2 separate regions of the Mus musculus genome follow, and region 2 is linked to region 1. Evidence: chromatin loops called from intact Hi-C (ENCODE). Cell type or tissue: left cerebral cortex. All regions are shown on one strand.

Region 1 (8,000 bases):
GCAAGCCAGTAAGTAACATCCCTCCATGGCCTCTGCCTCAGCTCCTGCTTCCTGACCTGCTTGAGCTCCAGTCCTGACTTCCTTTGCTGATGTACAGCAGCAATGTGGGAAGTATAAGCTGAATAAACCCTTTCCTCCACACCTTGATTCTTGGTCATGATGTTTTGTGCAGGAATAGAAACCCTGACTGAGACACATGCTGAATGCATCCTCCCTTTGCCAGCTGGAAGGTTTCTCCCCATCCAGTTCTCTTTGCTGCAGTCACAGGGCAGAGTGACAGGTCCCATTTAGATCACCAATCTCTGCTTCAGTTGCATCTTCAGCCGTCTGCACAGTCATCTGGTCTGACCGTTCTTATGCAAGAGAATCGATCACACCAAATGTGTGCTTATCTAAGAAGCTTGGTGCTTTAAATCTCAGAAACTCCCAGCTTTCCACATATCCTATGAAATACAGTTTTTGAGGAGTAGAGGAGAGATGTTCTAGAGAGCTGTCTGTCAAATGCAAAAAAGGGAGGGGCCTGAGAAATGAAGACACTGGCTAAGGCACCTGCTGCCAAGTCTGGTGACCTGAGTTCAATTCCCAGAACAACATGGTAGAAGAGAACTGACTCTTGCGCATTTGCCTAGCAACGTACTGTGGTAATGTACATATCCATAAATGTCTACACAATACGCACGCACGCGCGCGCGCGCGCGCACACACACACACACACACACACACAGAGAGAGAGAGAGAGAGAGAGAGAGAGAGAGAGAGAGAGAATATAAAGAAGATTCTGAGAACTCCAATGGTCCTGATGGAGTAGTGGTGGGAACACCATGTTGGAAGCAGAGATTCCAAATTTAAAGAGATTTTCTCTTGTCCTTTAGGCTTCACCAAGATTACAAGGAAACTATAGTGCTGAGTGGTTCCTGTTTAACTTTCTGTCTCTTTTTGTAAAGATTGTAGTAGATAATCTTCAATTCTACAGAAATTCTCTTACACTGTGAAATCAGAGACCTAAGGACGAAATGATCAGAAAGGATAGTAGTCCTGGAGTGCTGGTTTCCTATCTAGAACTAGGAATTTTTGTTCTCATTGTACAACTGTCAATATATCATGTTTATGTTTTATTTTTAATGTACTTATATTGATTAATATATTTTTGTGAACATTTATATCTATTCCAGTGAATTATATTGATTAATACTATATTTGATATATTTCCATATATAATTCTCCATCTGTCATAGTAACATTAAAATTTGTCTGTGTGACTCTTCCTGATGCTGATCAGTAGGAAAGGAGTTCAGATCACAGACTGGCACCTAGAAGCAAATTCTGCTACTGTGCTCCCTAGAAAGAAGCAGATACTGGCTTCCAGAGGAGGTGTGGGTATCCAGAGGGGATCAGCTGCTACCTGGGTTACAATGGTACTAGACCTAGGAAGACTTAGGGTTGTTGGGAAAGAAGAATACAGAGAGATCTTTCTTGGGGAAGCTAGAGACTTTCCCCGTTTTGTTTTATGAACAAAGCCTATGCATTTTGTTTATATTAATTTTGTTCTAAACATGATCTTCCCTATTGCCTCCAACACTCAGGAGTGCCAGCGTTTCTGGTTGGGTTTTCAGATTTACCAACATCTATGTCAGCCATTTATTTGTTACTGTGCTGAGTTACAAACGCTACATGTGTATTCACCTTGCCTTTGGACTGTACCTGATGTAGCTTGGTGGCTCAGGGGACAGTCAGATACAGAAACCTAAGGCGTGTGTGTGTGTGTGTGTGTGTGTGTGTGTGTGTGTGTGTGCGTGCGCACGTGTGCACGCTTGCGTGCGAGCGTGTGCATGCACAGGTGTACAACCCCTCAGAGGAAAACTTAATAAGTACATTAATCATGCTTCTAGAAGTTTCTAGAAGTATAAATCTGCATTCATAATCTAGAGGATCAACATCAGCTTCAAAGAAAGACAATAGTCATTTCTCCTTTACATGTCTCCCCACTGGGGTTGTGTGAGGGGCCTATTAGACTTCCGGGAACTTCCCAAAGCAGACTCGGAAAGTGGGTGAAGGGTGAGGATAAGTTAACACTGATCAGCCACCTAATTAGTATGGGTACTGCTCTTAAGACACATGCTTCATACATGAAAGAAACTAGCAGGTTTAATAATAAAAGTGGTGCATTCCTTGAAGTCTCTCTTCAGCAGCAGAACCTTGTGGCTTATCCAGATGGCCCATCATTCGTATTAATGACAAACTTAATTTCTTGAGTAAATTTCCACCAACTGTTCTCCCTTGATTTTTACTGCTCAGTGAAATCTATCTGGAGGAAAACTAAACAGTGCATGACCCGTATATCACAAAATGAAGGGGAGAACAGATTAAAGCTGACTCCAGTAGAAGGCGGAGCCCTGAGTGCCCGGCAGTAAGGACAGCACCGAGTCTCAATCCTTTCTGCTCACTGGAATTAAATCCCCTGCTCTGTGAAGGTGGCTGATGTCTGGGTCTGACCCCAAACCCACTAAATTGGAGTGGAGCCCGGGCTTTGATGTGTTTAAAAGCTTTCCAGGTGGCTGCAGAACACACCAAGCCAGATGAGAGAAAGGGAGCACAGCCTATTTGCCAATTTGTTCGGCATTTAATCTAGATATATGTACAAAGTGTGATGTGCTTTAGTGGGCACATGTGTGGGTGGGAGTGTGTGTGTGTGAGATAGAAGAGATAGGTAGGTAGATAGATAGATAGATAGATGTAGATGTAGATAAATGATAGGTGATTGATAGATAGATAGATAGATGATAGATAGATAGATGTAGATGTAGATGTAGCTATAGATAGATGATAGATATAGATATAGATAAATGATAGATAGATAGATAGTAGATAGATAATGTAATGAAATTTCAGATAGTGGACAGTTCACAAATATACCCAGAATATTTAACTGTCTGAGATGTTGATAGCTTTTTTCTAAGAAAACATTGAGGAGGCTGACGCCTGCTGGAGAAATGCTGAAGTAAGCTAGGCTCACAAGCTTCTCTGCAGGAGTTCCCAAGGCCTTTAAGAAGTCGGGTAGGATCCAGAGACTGCCCCACCTGGGGATCCATCCCATAGACAACCACCAAGCCCAGACACTATTGCAGATGCCAACAAGGCTTTGCTGACAGGAGCCTGATATAGCTGTCTCCTGAGAGGCTCTACCAGTGCCTGGCAAATACAGAAGTGGATGCTCACAGCCATCCATTGGACAGAGCACAGGGTCCCCAATGAAGAAGCTAGAGAAAGTATCCAAAGAGCTGAAGGGGTTTGCAGCCCTCTAGGATTAACAACAATATGAACTAACCAGTACCCCCAGAGCTCCCTGGGACTAAATCACCAATCAAAGAAAACACATGGTGGGACTCAAGGCTCTAGCTGCATATGTAGCAGAGGATGGCCTAGTCGGTCATCAATGAGAGGAGAGGCCCTTGGTCCTGTGAAGGCTCTATGCCCCAGTATAGGGGAATGCCAGGGCCAGGAAGCAGGAGTGGTGGGATGGGGAGCAGAAGGAGGGGGAAGGGTATAGGGGATTTTCAGAGGGGAAACTAGGAAAGGGGATAACATTTGAAATGTAAATAAAGAAAATATCTAATAAAAAAAAAGAAAAAAAGGATAATATGTCTTGATATACTTTCAAATAGTTGAATGACTTTTAATAACAAGTTTCATTCAAAGAAATAGTGTCATTTTACATAAGCCAAGGATCAAAAATCAAATTTAGGAAGAAATTAAAGTCTTTGTAATTCAAATCGTTTAAAATTCCAAATGCTTGTATTTCTTTTCTTTACCCTCCCCCCACCCCAGAATGACTAAAACATTCACTAAAGATTCATCTCTTTGACAGATAGCACTTTGGTTTTATAAATATGAATTAAAAAAACAAAAAGAAGTCGGGTAGGTGATGGGTCTCCAGCTTGCCTCTTCTGAACACTTCCTGTTGTCCACATTGCTGGACTTGCTTCTGCAGGGGGTCAACTGTGATCAATACATTGCATATAAAGTGGGAGCTGGCAAGGGCAGCAGGGTCCCTTACAGTTGTCCTTTTAATACTTCTGGATCTTGTCTCTTGCTCAAAGCTTCCTCCCCCACCTTCCTGGCTTTTAAACGTGTCCACTTCCTGCCTCCCACCCCCATCAATCACCCTGACAGAGTGCCTCACCACTGCCAGAAGCCTGGTCCTGTTGACACAGGCATTGCCTTCATGGCTGCGATGACACTGGACTTCTCTGAGAGAGCCTTTGGCAGCACAGAAACTTCCTTTAGTTGGTTCAGTTTTCATTGTGAAGATGATGCCAGTGGGTCCTGCTACCTGAAGTCTCTGTGTTAGCAACTTGACTCTCAATGACGTGTTGAGAATATGGAGTCTCAAAGACATGTCTGGGTTATGTGAGGTTGGTCTCTGCCTTCATCAGATGATGTTCCTAGTTCCTAGTGAAGGGCCTGGTAGGCTCTGCCTCATCCCTTACCCTCCTGCTCATCTGTCCTGTGAGGACCAAGCCTCCCACCACAGGGGATCGAGTGTCCAGAAGATACTTTAGGAATGGACACAACTTTGCCATATATAAAACCTTTGGGTACCTTGACAGGTGGCATCCCAGAAGAACCATGAGATAATAAATCTCTCCTATTCTACATTGTCTGGGAACAAGAATTCTGTTACCACAGCACAGAGCCTTCAGGTAAGTCAAAGTGTTGGGTCTGAGCCTTGATCTTCAGGAAGCAACCAGACAGTCACAAAGCATCCCAACCGGTTGGATTCCATACCTCCCACATACTAGCCGGCTCAGGGTGGAAAAGCATCAGGTCAGAGGAAAATGACTTTTAGATATTTTGAAGGACACCTCTTAAATCACACCTCAGCTTGGGTAGAAACCAGGCTCTAGAATAAAAACAGAGCCTTTGCCCAAAATGCCATTAATTCAAAGGTTCTGGCATTGTTTCTTGTTGTTTACCATTCCCCAAAGAAAACAATGAATGCATAATTTCGTTTTATTTTGGCAATAAACTTTTGGCTGAATCAACATACCCTCTTCACATAAAGTTACAAGTACAGGCTTAGAATAGATTGACGTATAATTTCCACCAAATGAGTTCCAGGCTGACAGAGCATGGGACTCAAGACCCACTGGGTCTGTCTCTGAGCTCTAGGTTTGCCCCACGAAGGCTTTGGGGTTATCCCTTAGCAATGTGAAGACAGTCAGAGTGAGAGACCACACAGGAAAATAAGCTCACCCAAAGGAGAAGCATCAGGAAACTATCCATCGTCCATCATGTGCCAAGACCACCCACAACACTCCCCTAGTTTACCATTAGGACTTCAGGGTTTTTTTTCCCAGACAGCCACGGTGTTAATCCTGAGAACACTCACTCTTCTCTGGGGTTATTATATAGTATTCATTAATATTCGACCCTGTCATATTGATTATTAAGGAATAAATATGCAGTAACGGAGGCCTATTCATCATCTCCATTTCTTTCCTCCGTGCCATAACAAGGGAAACCTAAGGAGAGAAAGCTGTCCTTTGCCTCCTGGCGGGAGGGCGCACTCCAGCCTTGCAGGGACAGAGTGCTGGCTGCTGTCAGCTCAAGGAGGGAGTGGAAAGCTGGACTGATCTGGCTTTCTCCTTTCTCTGTTTTACTCAGCCCAGGTCTTCAGCCTTGAGACAGTGCTGCTCCACACATGGCAGGCCTTCGCACCTCAGTTGAGCCTTTCTGGTTACACTCCCAGAGGTGCGTCCCCTGCATGATTCCACATTAATCAGTCTGAAGTGGGACCTTGACATTAGTGTTGAATATGTCTCTCGTGTGCACGTAGACTTGCATCAATTCTTCCTTTTCATTCTGAAGCATTTTCTTTTAATGGCCCCAGTTCTAGGGTGGAAAGGTATTCCTGCCGTTTCCGTTTTAACTAATTGACTGCTTTTAAATGGATTTGGTGTAAAATTTTGCTGTAAATAACAACATGTAAAATTCACTAATGGGGTATTGTTTTTGTACTCACCAACAGCTACTATCCTATCTTTGAAGAAGTAATAAAAATGCCAGTCATTAGGGAGAAGCAATTGGAGTTTAGAAAATGGATACTAATTGTAAAGGCTTGGGTCAGTCCTCCGATGGACTCAGGGTTAGATTGCTTTTATGAGCAACAGGACAGCAGGCTTCATCCCACTGAGAGTGACATAAACTACCGGAGCTTTGCTTCAGTGCCAAATAATGAAAATGAATGTACAGAACCTGTTTTGAGAAATAGAACTTAAACTCACAGTGTAGATGCTCACAGTTTGCACACATCAGCTTACCTAAAGAGGCCCCTAATACTCTTCTTACACATAGAATCTGATATAGTAAGAGGCATATTAGAAATGCCATGTGGTCTTTTAACTGTTTGTTTTGTCTATAAAACCACCCGGAGCAGAAAACACTTTAAGACAGAGGCAGTCCTACTCTCTAAGTTTTGGAATCTGCATGGGAAATGAGTTAAGCTCGCTCTGAGGTCGCTCATCACTCATCCAGCACATGGGTCTGTCTTGATGTTCAACAGCTTTCAGGAATCTGCTAAGGCCAAGACCACATGGACCATGGTCCCTTAAAGCTAAAGTAGCAGCTTTCATCACCAAACCTTCTGCAGCATCCCCCTACACAGGAACCATTAGAATCAGCTTCTCCCTCACAGGGAGGAGTGGTTTCTACTTGCCTTCCTTTATGGACATGGTAGCTTGTGATGATGCCACTTACAGAGGGTCAGCCTTGTAAAGGTGGAGCACTGGTCAGGCTACTGTGCCCCAAAGCTTGCTCCTTTGGATAGCTACGAAGGGAACTGGCCAACTGACTGTATGTAATGCAAGTAACCCTCTCAGAGCAGCCTCCTTAGAGGCCCGCCTAAGGGAGCTGGTGAAGGCAAGCTGAGGGAGGTCTAGCTGAAAAGTGGCATCTCCTTAGGTTCATGGCTGAGAATCAAATCAGAGAATCTATCCCAGGTCTTCCAAGGGCCGTCCATCCCTTAGGTGTGCTCGAACTCCTGACCCTGGGAATCAGGGGCATCGCCTGTATTTGTGCCTTAACTTCTTGCCCATTCTCTGGACTTCCACCATGGGTGGACTTTAATTTTAGTCTGGTATCTACATATCACATTTCTTAATCTGCTCACAGTCTCTTACTCTTAACTGAAAAACCCAGGGTCAATGCCCTTCACATATCAACCAATCTGCATGAGTTTAAGTTGATTTTAATGTATAGCTCTTCCCCTCACCACTTTCCCTGCATTTTATATGAAAAAATATTAGTTACCACGCAGTTTCCCCTGTGAGGTTGTGCAGAGGACAACATCATGGATTATCCTATTATGCTTTTCTGCCTTTGGGTTTTCTAATTCCTGGCTGGCTCATGAACAGTCATCTTATAGCTTCCCTCCTTCTTCTTCTCCTCCTACTTCTCTCTTCTTTTTCCTTCCTTCCTTCCTTCCTTCCTTCCTTCCTTCCTTCCTTCCTTCCTTTCTCCCTCCCTCCCTCCCTCCCTCCCTGCCTGCCTGCCTGCCTGCCATCTATCATGTAATAGACCACCATAGCATATTTATCTCCACTGAAACATCTTACACACTGCCAAGTTACATAGTCTAGAAAACCATCTTCACTATAATACAAGAAATCACAACTCATTAGAAAGCTGCCTCTGATCCCACCACCTACCTACACTGAAATCTCATCCCGTTAGTGATGGTGCTGGAAGGTAATGATCTGTGAATAGGACCCCTGTCCTTGTGAACAGTGTTGCTGCTTTTATGGGGGTGGAGGGAGGTGTTGCATCTGACATTATAAAGACACAGGAAAAAAGAACCTCCAGTTGAGAAGGTGTCCTCAGCAGACACAGAACCTGGAAACTATGGCACCTTGCTCTTGGGTTTCCAACCTCCAGAGCTGAGGACAATGACCATAAACTGTTGAACCAGCGAAGGGCAATTTGTGACAGGAGACCATGAGCAT
Region 2 (8,000 bases), 97 kb before region 1:
AAGATGATGGCTTTTCGAGTCTCTAAAAACAAAGGAGGTGAGGCAGGCAGGAAGGTGAGCATCCCTAGGCCACAGCCCTCCTCTGGCAAGATGTACTTCATCTCCTCATACACAGACTCGCCCTGGTCAGGGCTGTCGGTCTCAGATCCACCTGCCCTGGCTGCATTCCCCACCATCTCGATGTACACAGGCTCAGCATCATCGTCATAGTCGCCCTGTGGCAATGGCAGGTGCAGAGGCAGCTGTGGTGTGCACTGCGGCACTGAGTCAGGCCTGGCCCACTGCACACTCAGTGTCCCTGGGGCCTGATGCCTGCCCCCCTGGCCCATGGTGCCAGAAGGTCGTGGTGGTCCCCAGATCTCCTCATAAGAGCCACTGAGCTTCGTGTGGGGACTTCTCTTTGGCTTCCGAGGGGGAATCTTCTTCATGGTGCTATAGTCATCACTGTGGGGTCTGGGCCGTGTCAGAGCTAAGGCGGAAGACAGAGATAGAAGAGTCAGTAACCAGTGTATCCCAGGGAAGCCAGGCCTATATGGAATTGAGTGTCCCTGCCCTGGATCACTTTGTTTGCCACAGCCAGCCCTTATGTCCTTTGAGCAGGAAAGATCCTGGCTCGTGTTTTTTCTACCTTCTAGGAGTCTGGAGGAGGCCCTGGACGCTTGAGGCCACTAAGGGAAACTGTCTATAGGTCTTGGTGCCCAAGATGCAGTCTACACACAGAGGAAGATGGTCCACAGAAATGGAGCTGCAGCAGATGCGTTAAGATGAGGCTCCAACTCTCCAGGGTGACAGGGCCTGGAGGGTTCGGGATGTTTGCAAATGAGTAGGGGTTTAGACTATAATTGTGCAGGATAACTGGACCATCCTCAGCCTCAATGTGGGCACCCACATAGGTAAGCCACCCCTTCAGAGACTAGTGGGTGTATTCCAACCTGTGCTCACACCATAATAGAAAGGGCTACAAGTATGATTGGTTCTCTACCTTCACAGCCATCGTTCTGTGACGGTATCATACAAGACCTCCCACAGGCAGACAACTACTAGGAACAGGAAAATGCTAACTTCCCAGTTCCTTAATGCATATGCATCACTCCATCTCCCTAGAGGGCTGACCCCACGGCAGCTCCCGAGCTTTTCCCAGACTGCCTAGGAAGGCAGTTGGATCAGCACCACTGCAGAGCCACTTCACAGACACCTGCAGCAGCAGATCTACAGTGGAAGACATTTCTCCAGCTGGCTTCCAAGTGGGAGGGACTCTAGCTGCCTCAGAGAGAGATGCTGACAGGGTGGTGTTGAGGACATCCTGCCTTTCTGAGGCTGGGCCCTGTCAGCGTAGCTTCTGCTTGCTTACTATTGTAGCAGGAGCCGCTCTGAGGGAACCCAAAGTTCACCTGAGCAGTGTGAGCTCCTCACAGCAGACCCTCCACAGGATGTGTGACGAGGCCTCAGGGAGGGAAAGAGATGCCGTGTGGAGAAGATGCTTCAAGGAGGGAGAAGCCTTGTGGAGGTGAAGGACTGAGGTCAGACTATCCAAAGACTTTCCTGTCAAACCCAGAAATGTATGAGCCATGCCTTTAAGGGCCTGAGCTTCAAAGACACCCATGATCACACTGTACAGAGAACTGCTTAGTATGACTGGTCAGACCCACAAGAGAACGCTGCCAGAATCCTTGGATCTAAAGTCACTGCCTTCTGGAAAGTTTGTTATATAATCTCAGATACATAGAATAGATATTGGAACCTGATGGTGACAGTGACCTCACTCTAGAAAGTCAGTGTTGAAGCCTGAGGGCCCTGAGAAAGCTCTGAGAGGAGCCAAGGCAGATATGGGGTAGAAGCTTGAAGAAGCCATACAAAGCTGGGCAGGGCTTGAGGCTGTAGTCAGAGGGCAAGGGGAAAATAGCTAGCTGGCCCTGCTAAGGATTTGTTATGGCAGGGAGACATAGCTGCTTCTAGAGTCCTTCCAGTGTGATAATGAAGAAATGTGACGAAGAACTTATTCCCATAAAGGAGCAGGGCTTTCTTGATCTACGAAACCACCAGTGCTTCTCGGTGTGCTGCGAAGATGACATATTATGCTAACATGGAGAAAGGACCTGGACCTCCATGAAACCTGCTCTGAAGTTGGAGCCCAGCACTTTGCCAACAACACCATCCATTAAAACTGCAGAAAGTGAGTACACATCAAAGAGCCCACATGATATGTACTCACTGATAAGTGGATATTATTAGCCCAGAAACTTAGAATACTCAAGATACAAGATGCAATTTGCAAAACACATGAAACTCAAGAAGAACAAAGACCAAAGTATGGACACTTTGCCCCTTCTTAGAATTGGGAACAAAACACCCATGGAAGGAGTTACAGAGACAAAGTTTGGAGCTGAGACGAAAGGATGGACTATCTAGAGACTGCCATACCCGGGGATCCATCCCATAATCAGCCTCCAAACGCTGACACCATTGCATACACCAGCAAGATTTTGCAGAAAAGACCCTGATATAGCTGTCTCTTGTGAGGCTATGCCCGGGCCTGGCAAATATAGAAGTGGATGCTCACAGTCAGCTATTGGATGGAACACAGGTCCTCCAATGGAGGAACTAGAGAAAGTACCCAAGGAGCTAAAGGGGTCTGCAGCCCTATAGGTGGAACAACAATATGAACTAACCAGTACCCCTGGAGCTCGTGTCTCTAGCTGCATATGTATCAGAAGATGGCCTAGTCGGCCATCATTGGGAAGAGAGGCCCCTTGGTCTTGCAGACTTTATATACCTCAGTATGGGGGAATGCCAGGGCCAAGAAGTGGAAGGGGGTGGGTAGGGGAGTGGGGGGGGGCATGGGGGACTTTTGGGATAGCATTGGAAATGTAAATGAAGAAAATACCTAATTAAAAAAAATAAACTGCAGAAAGACCTGGGTTGTTCCGCGTTGATCTCGCCAAAGGAGCTCCAAAGAACCAAGGCCACCGGGCCTAAGCGTTGGCATGGACAGTGAAGAAAACCCAATGCAGGAGAACTGTGGCTATGGCTGCTGGCTAATGAGATGTGTTAGGAATTGATTCACGAGCAGCTCACACAACTGCTTAAAGGCACTTTGTCCATGTGCCCTGAAAAATGGCAGCAGCTGTGCCTGAAGAAGAGACTCTGGCTTCTAGAATTTCATGTGCAAAGAACAGGCTGGGAGAGCAGCAGCCATAAGGCTACATCACTGTCAAGTTGAAGAACTGTAATTCAAAGGGAGCACCTAAGACCCTAGAACATCAGCCTCAGAGCCTAGGGAAATGATGGTCAGGGGCAGGACTCCATTCCCATAGAGATCCTTACAACACCAGCTGACTGTTGTTCTAAATGTCATGCAGAGACCGTGAGTGTGGCCTCATGTCTCCTCTCAGGCAGGAACATATCTGCCTAGCAGACGTGGACTATCATTTTATATCACAAGTCTAATGATGAACCTTACCCAAGTGAACACAAGGAGAAAACCTTGACCTTGAAGGAGTCAGGAACTCTCACTGTTTAAGGAACTTTAGCCCAAACCTCAGGCATTGGGGATACAGAAAGGAGGCTTTGGGAGCCTCGGGAGGTGGTCCTACTGTCACCTAGGTGACTCTATGAGTAGAGAATGAATGGCTTAGTTGAGTGTGCATCTCCTTTCCCAAACCTAGACAGGATGCTGGAACAGTTCTGGTGGACAGGTGAGGCAAAAGCAGTTCTTCATACCTCCTGGAGGTGGTGCGTAAAAGGTGGCTCTTAATCCATCTCCCCCGAGCCCCCGCTCCCATGGTGAGTGATTTTCCACATTAACCCTGGAAGTCTCCATGCCATCAAAGCAAAAGCAGAGACCAGCTAGAGATACAGAAACCCTTAGATGCTGAGGTGTCACAGGACTAAGGCACCAGACCTGGTGACCTGATTCTATACTGTTATAGCCGACTTCATGTGGGACCTTGAGTGCGAACCACCAGACAATCCACATCTCCTGAGACCCAGAGCCGAGAGACAGAGCAACAGCCATCATCTTGTTTAAATCGCTGTTTGGGTGGGTTGCTAAGCAACACTAGAAAAAAATCAAGGAAGTAGCTCCCCTCTAGGCTTCCTCCAGAGGTAAAGTCTTTTGTATTCTATGATGCAGAGCCAGTTAGATGGAGCAGCCAAGAAACAGGGTTCTAGAGTCTCCCTGGCAGGAACAAAGCTGAGTGTCTGAATGACGAGGGCACACTGCATCCTGCTCCCTGACTCAGTTTCCCCACCTGCACAGGGCCATGATGATTTGCCACAGGCTGTTGTTAGGATGGGAAATACTGAGAATAAAGCCCCTTCTGTCAGTAAGCACCCCTTCCCTTTTCTTTCAACTACTCAGCAGGCGATTAACCATGGGGAAGAGTTAGACAGTGCTCCTCAGAGTATGACTGGTGCTTCAGCAGGTGCCTTGCCTGGAGTGAGGCAGCGATTCTGCGGGGAGCACAACTTCCTGCTGTACCCTCTCAGTATTAATTTGGAGTCTCTGTGGGCCAGGACTAGGAATCTTTACTCTTCATAAGCTAAAATTAGGGAAGCCACAGTTAGAGTACTGAAGCCTAATTTGGTCTTGTGGCTATTTCAGGGTACGTGCGTGTGATTAGCTTATTTTCAAGTACGGATGTGGGGACAATTAAAATTTACTTATTTCAAGAGTTTTCCTTTTTTTAGTTTCTAAGTTTACGTATAAAATAGTCACAATGCCAATGAAATGGAGCCCCCAAAACAACCCTGGTCACAGGGTGGGACATTGGGGCAAGTTTTGGTGTCTGACAACTCAGAAGAAGGCACGCTGCATTTCCAGTCTCAGAGGCTCGGAGACTTCACTCCCACCGGAGCCATCCTGAAGTCACGGTCAATACGTCCTAAGCTCTGGGAGGACAGACATGTCTCCACTCACGAGATATTTCCCTTTGGGGTTCTGTGTTTAGATATATTGGTGGTATCTAAGTCACCATCCATACCAGCACAACCTGGTCCTATCAGCCCCCCAAAATAAGACATGGTCCAGGCAAGAATTTAAAGGCAGTAAGAGGAAGACCAGAGACTGTGAGGATAGGTCTAGGAGCTCCTGGTTTCCAGTTCTCCCTATGTGGTTCTGCTTGGGCCCAGTGCCTCTTGTGTTATTATTCACATGTGTCTGCCTCCAGCACAGGGCATGGACCCTTTCTGCATTCATGCTCCCTCACTATTTTCCTTTTCTTCATATCTGTGTGACAGTGTCTCCCTAGTATACTCATGAACTTGGGGACCTTGGATTGGGCCCCACAAGAAAGTCTGAGGCCTACGCAGGAAGATGATTGAGCCTGCTCGCTAGTTGTAAAGAGAAATGGGGCCTGACTTCATAGACATTGTGGTGTTCAATCTCAGAGTGCTAGATGTCTGTCTAATTGCCCATGTTGTTTAAGCATCTTCTCTTCTTGTTCGCCTCACTCCTCTGAGACCCCCCCTCTCCCCAGATCTGGAGCCGAGACCCTCTAGCTGTGGCACTGGCAACTCCCTGTGGACCCCCCCTTGTCACCCATGTCTTAGGGGTTGTGATGACTGGAAGCTGATTCTCACAGGCCCAGAGGAAGAGCAAGCCAGCTTCCTGCCAAGCTTTGTTCTCAGTCACTGTATCTGGGAGGGACATCGACTACAGACCCTCTACATGGCCCTCTGGCCTCCACTGCTCTCCTTTGTGCAGGCCTCTTGGGTCTTGCACCAGACTCTCCACCCTGTGCATGCATGGAGGACACATGAGTTTCTCCCACAGCTCCTCCTAAAAGGGTTGGAAATGCATGGTGCATCAAAACAGCAGCCTTTACTTTTGAGCCAAAATTTCTGTAAAAACCTTCTTATCTTACTCTTTCTTTTTAAAAAAGATTTATTTATTTTATGTATTTGAGTACACTGCTGCTGTTTTTAGGAACACCAGAAGGGGGCACCGGATTCCATTACAGATGGTTGTGAGCCACCATGTGGTTGCTGGGAATTGAACTCAGGACCTCTGGAAGAGCAGTCAGTGCTCTTGATCACTGAGGCATCTCTCCAGCCCCCTTATCTTATTCTTTCTATAAAAATATTAATTTTTATTTACATTCAGGTATATATGTACACCACATGTGTGTCTGGTGTCCACAGGTCAGAGGATATCAGATCCCCTGGAACTGGATGAAGTTACAGATGATTGTGGGCAACCATGTGCGTTCTGGGAAACAAACTTGGGTCCTTGGGAGAATAGCCAGTGCTCTTAACTGTCAAGACATCTCCCCAGCTCTCTCTTTGTTTCTTTCTTTGTTTCTTTCTCTCAGCTCCATTATATTCTATTTATTATTATTATTATTATTATTATTATCAATTTAGTTTTTGTATCCAATCTTAGTCTCCCCTTCTTCCTGTCCTCCTAATTGCTTCCCCCCCCCCCACACCTCTCCTCTGCCCATCTCTATTCACATACTCCCTCTCTCTTCCAAAACGGGCAGGCCTCCTGTGGATATCAACCAATCACATCAAGTTGCAGTAAGATCCTAAGGAGTGTGACTGACTCTGAGAGAATCTCCGATGCTCTAGGTGTCTGTCAGGAGTCAGCATCCTGGATCTTTCTTTAAATCAAGATTGTCATTTTGCCATATTTCTGTTTCGTTGAATTCACATAACCATTGAGATCTCTCAGCTCCATATCATACCGTCAGACGCTATGTTCCAGTGTCTACTCGGCCATTTGCCTGAATCTCCTCGAACTTGCACAATGGCACCATCGCCAACACTCCACAGCAATGGTCTGAGACTCAAATCACCATGGGTTGTCTTTTATTACCTGCCCTCCCCCAGGAGACGGGTCTTTTCATTTCCAGGAAGGACACATGCACTTAGGTGCCTGGTGGTCGCCACACACCGTGCGATCTGTCCATGCATCTTATCTGTAGCCTGATACGTTTGGAAAAGTCCTGGTCGGAAGAACTTGCTTTCTTTTTCTGGTTGTAGCCCCGGCCACCGGGGAGCACTGACAGTGCAGGACTTTTGAGAGTGGGTGGAGAGTAGTTGCTGTTTCCCCTTTCTGCATAACTGTTTCTTGACCCATCAGCTCAGAGCCCTTTACCGCCTAGTCTGAAAGTTACACAAGCTGAATTTTGTGGCCATGCCGTTTCACTCACCACATTAAAAAGGGGGGGGGGGCTTAAATTTTAATTAGATCACAATCAGGAAAGCCTGGTGAATATTTTTTTTTACCTTTTTAATTACTTAGTGAATATTTACATGGTATAGCAACCAACTTCTAGAACTGCCTTGGCGTTGAAGCCGTTAATTCAACACAGAGGTGGGACCCAGAGTGAAGGAACTGACATGTAAGTAGCTTTCCCCTAAGAGGCTTAAGGATTTGAATATTATTTATATTTAATGATTAAAAAGCTGCTGGCAAGCCAACAATTGGATTTATTTCTATTAAAAAGTGTATCAGGGCCACAGTGGTGCCATGGGCACGCCCAGACCGGAACCCAGCACTCGAGTGAGATGTGAGAACAGCATTCACTTCCCCCCAACCACACCCCCTCCTTGGCTAACCTTCACCGGCTGCATCCTTGGCAGCTGAAAGGCAGGCGCTCACAGCCTCATAGGAGGCACTCAGCCGGGTGTTGGGGTCCCTCTTTGGCTTGGGTGGAGGCTGTTTCCGTGGTGATGGGAGGCCAGTGCTGTCATCCATGCTGAACACAGAGTGCAATGATGGGGGCCGGGTAGATGGTCCGGTGAGAGCCTGGGCGAGGCTGTCTACTACCATGGGCACCGGCACGGAGTTGGAGTGGACGTGCCTGCATCCTCCTTGGTCTTCAGCTCTTAAGGGAAAACAAAACACAAACAGCCACAGAGCACAGAGGCCCAGGTGTGTCATTCAGGTGACAGAGATGAGCCCGTTCCCCTGACACAAAGAGAGTTCCTTGGCAAGGGCCCTTTCTAGCTGGCCTTGCTGGAAAATCTGCATTCGGTTTTTAGCACCTAGCTCA

What was found. A loop is a pair of places that touch in the nucleus more often than their neighbours do. Peaks named below come from ENCODE experiments on the same cell type or tissue, not always from the same donor. Only the 100,000 strongest peaks of a DNase experiment are listed, where the experiment ranks them.
Region 2: a loop joins it to region 1, with 3 times the contacts of the local background. A loop is called at or near these places in 2 of 42 quality-filtered maps.

What each region holds. Positions count from the first base shown.
Region 1 is chr8:10,464,864-10,472,863 of GRCm38, reverse strand. The region is part of intron 21 of Myo16 (myosin XVI); the gene reads right to left. Among named protein-coding and RNA genes, the nearest start is that of Gm51561, 39 kb to the right of the region's middle. In left cerebral cortex, a CTCF peak has its summit at 3,005; DNase peaks (open chromatin) are centred at 262, 2,571 and 3,003; H3K27ac peaks cover 674 bases.
Region 2 is chr8:10,561,881-10,569,880 of GRCm38, reverse strand. Myo16 (myosin XVI) reads right to left here. Exons shown (of 35, transcript NM_001319151.1): 31 at 7,564-7,832; 32 at 1-469. Among named protein-coding and RNA genes, the nearest start is that of Gm32330, 110 kb to the left of the region's middle. In left cerebral cortex, a CTCF peak has its summit at 5,940 (motif pointing right); DNase peaks (open chromatin) are centred at 1,247, 4,085, 4,431 and 4,816.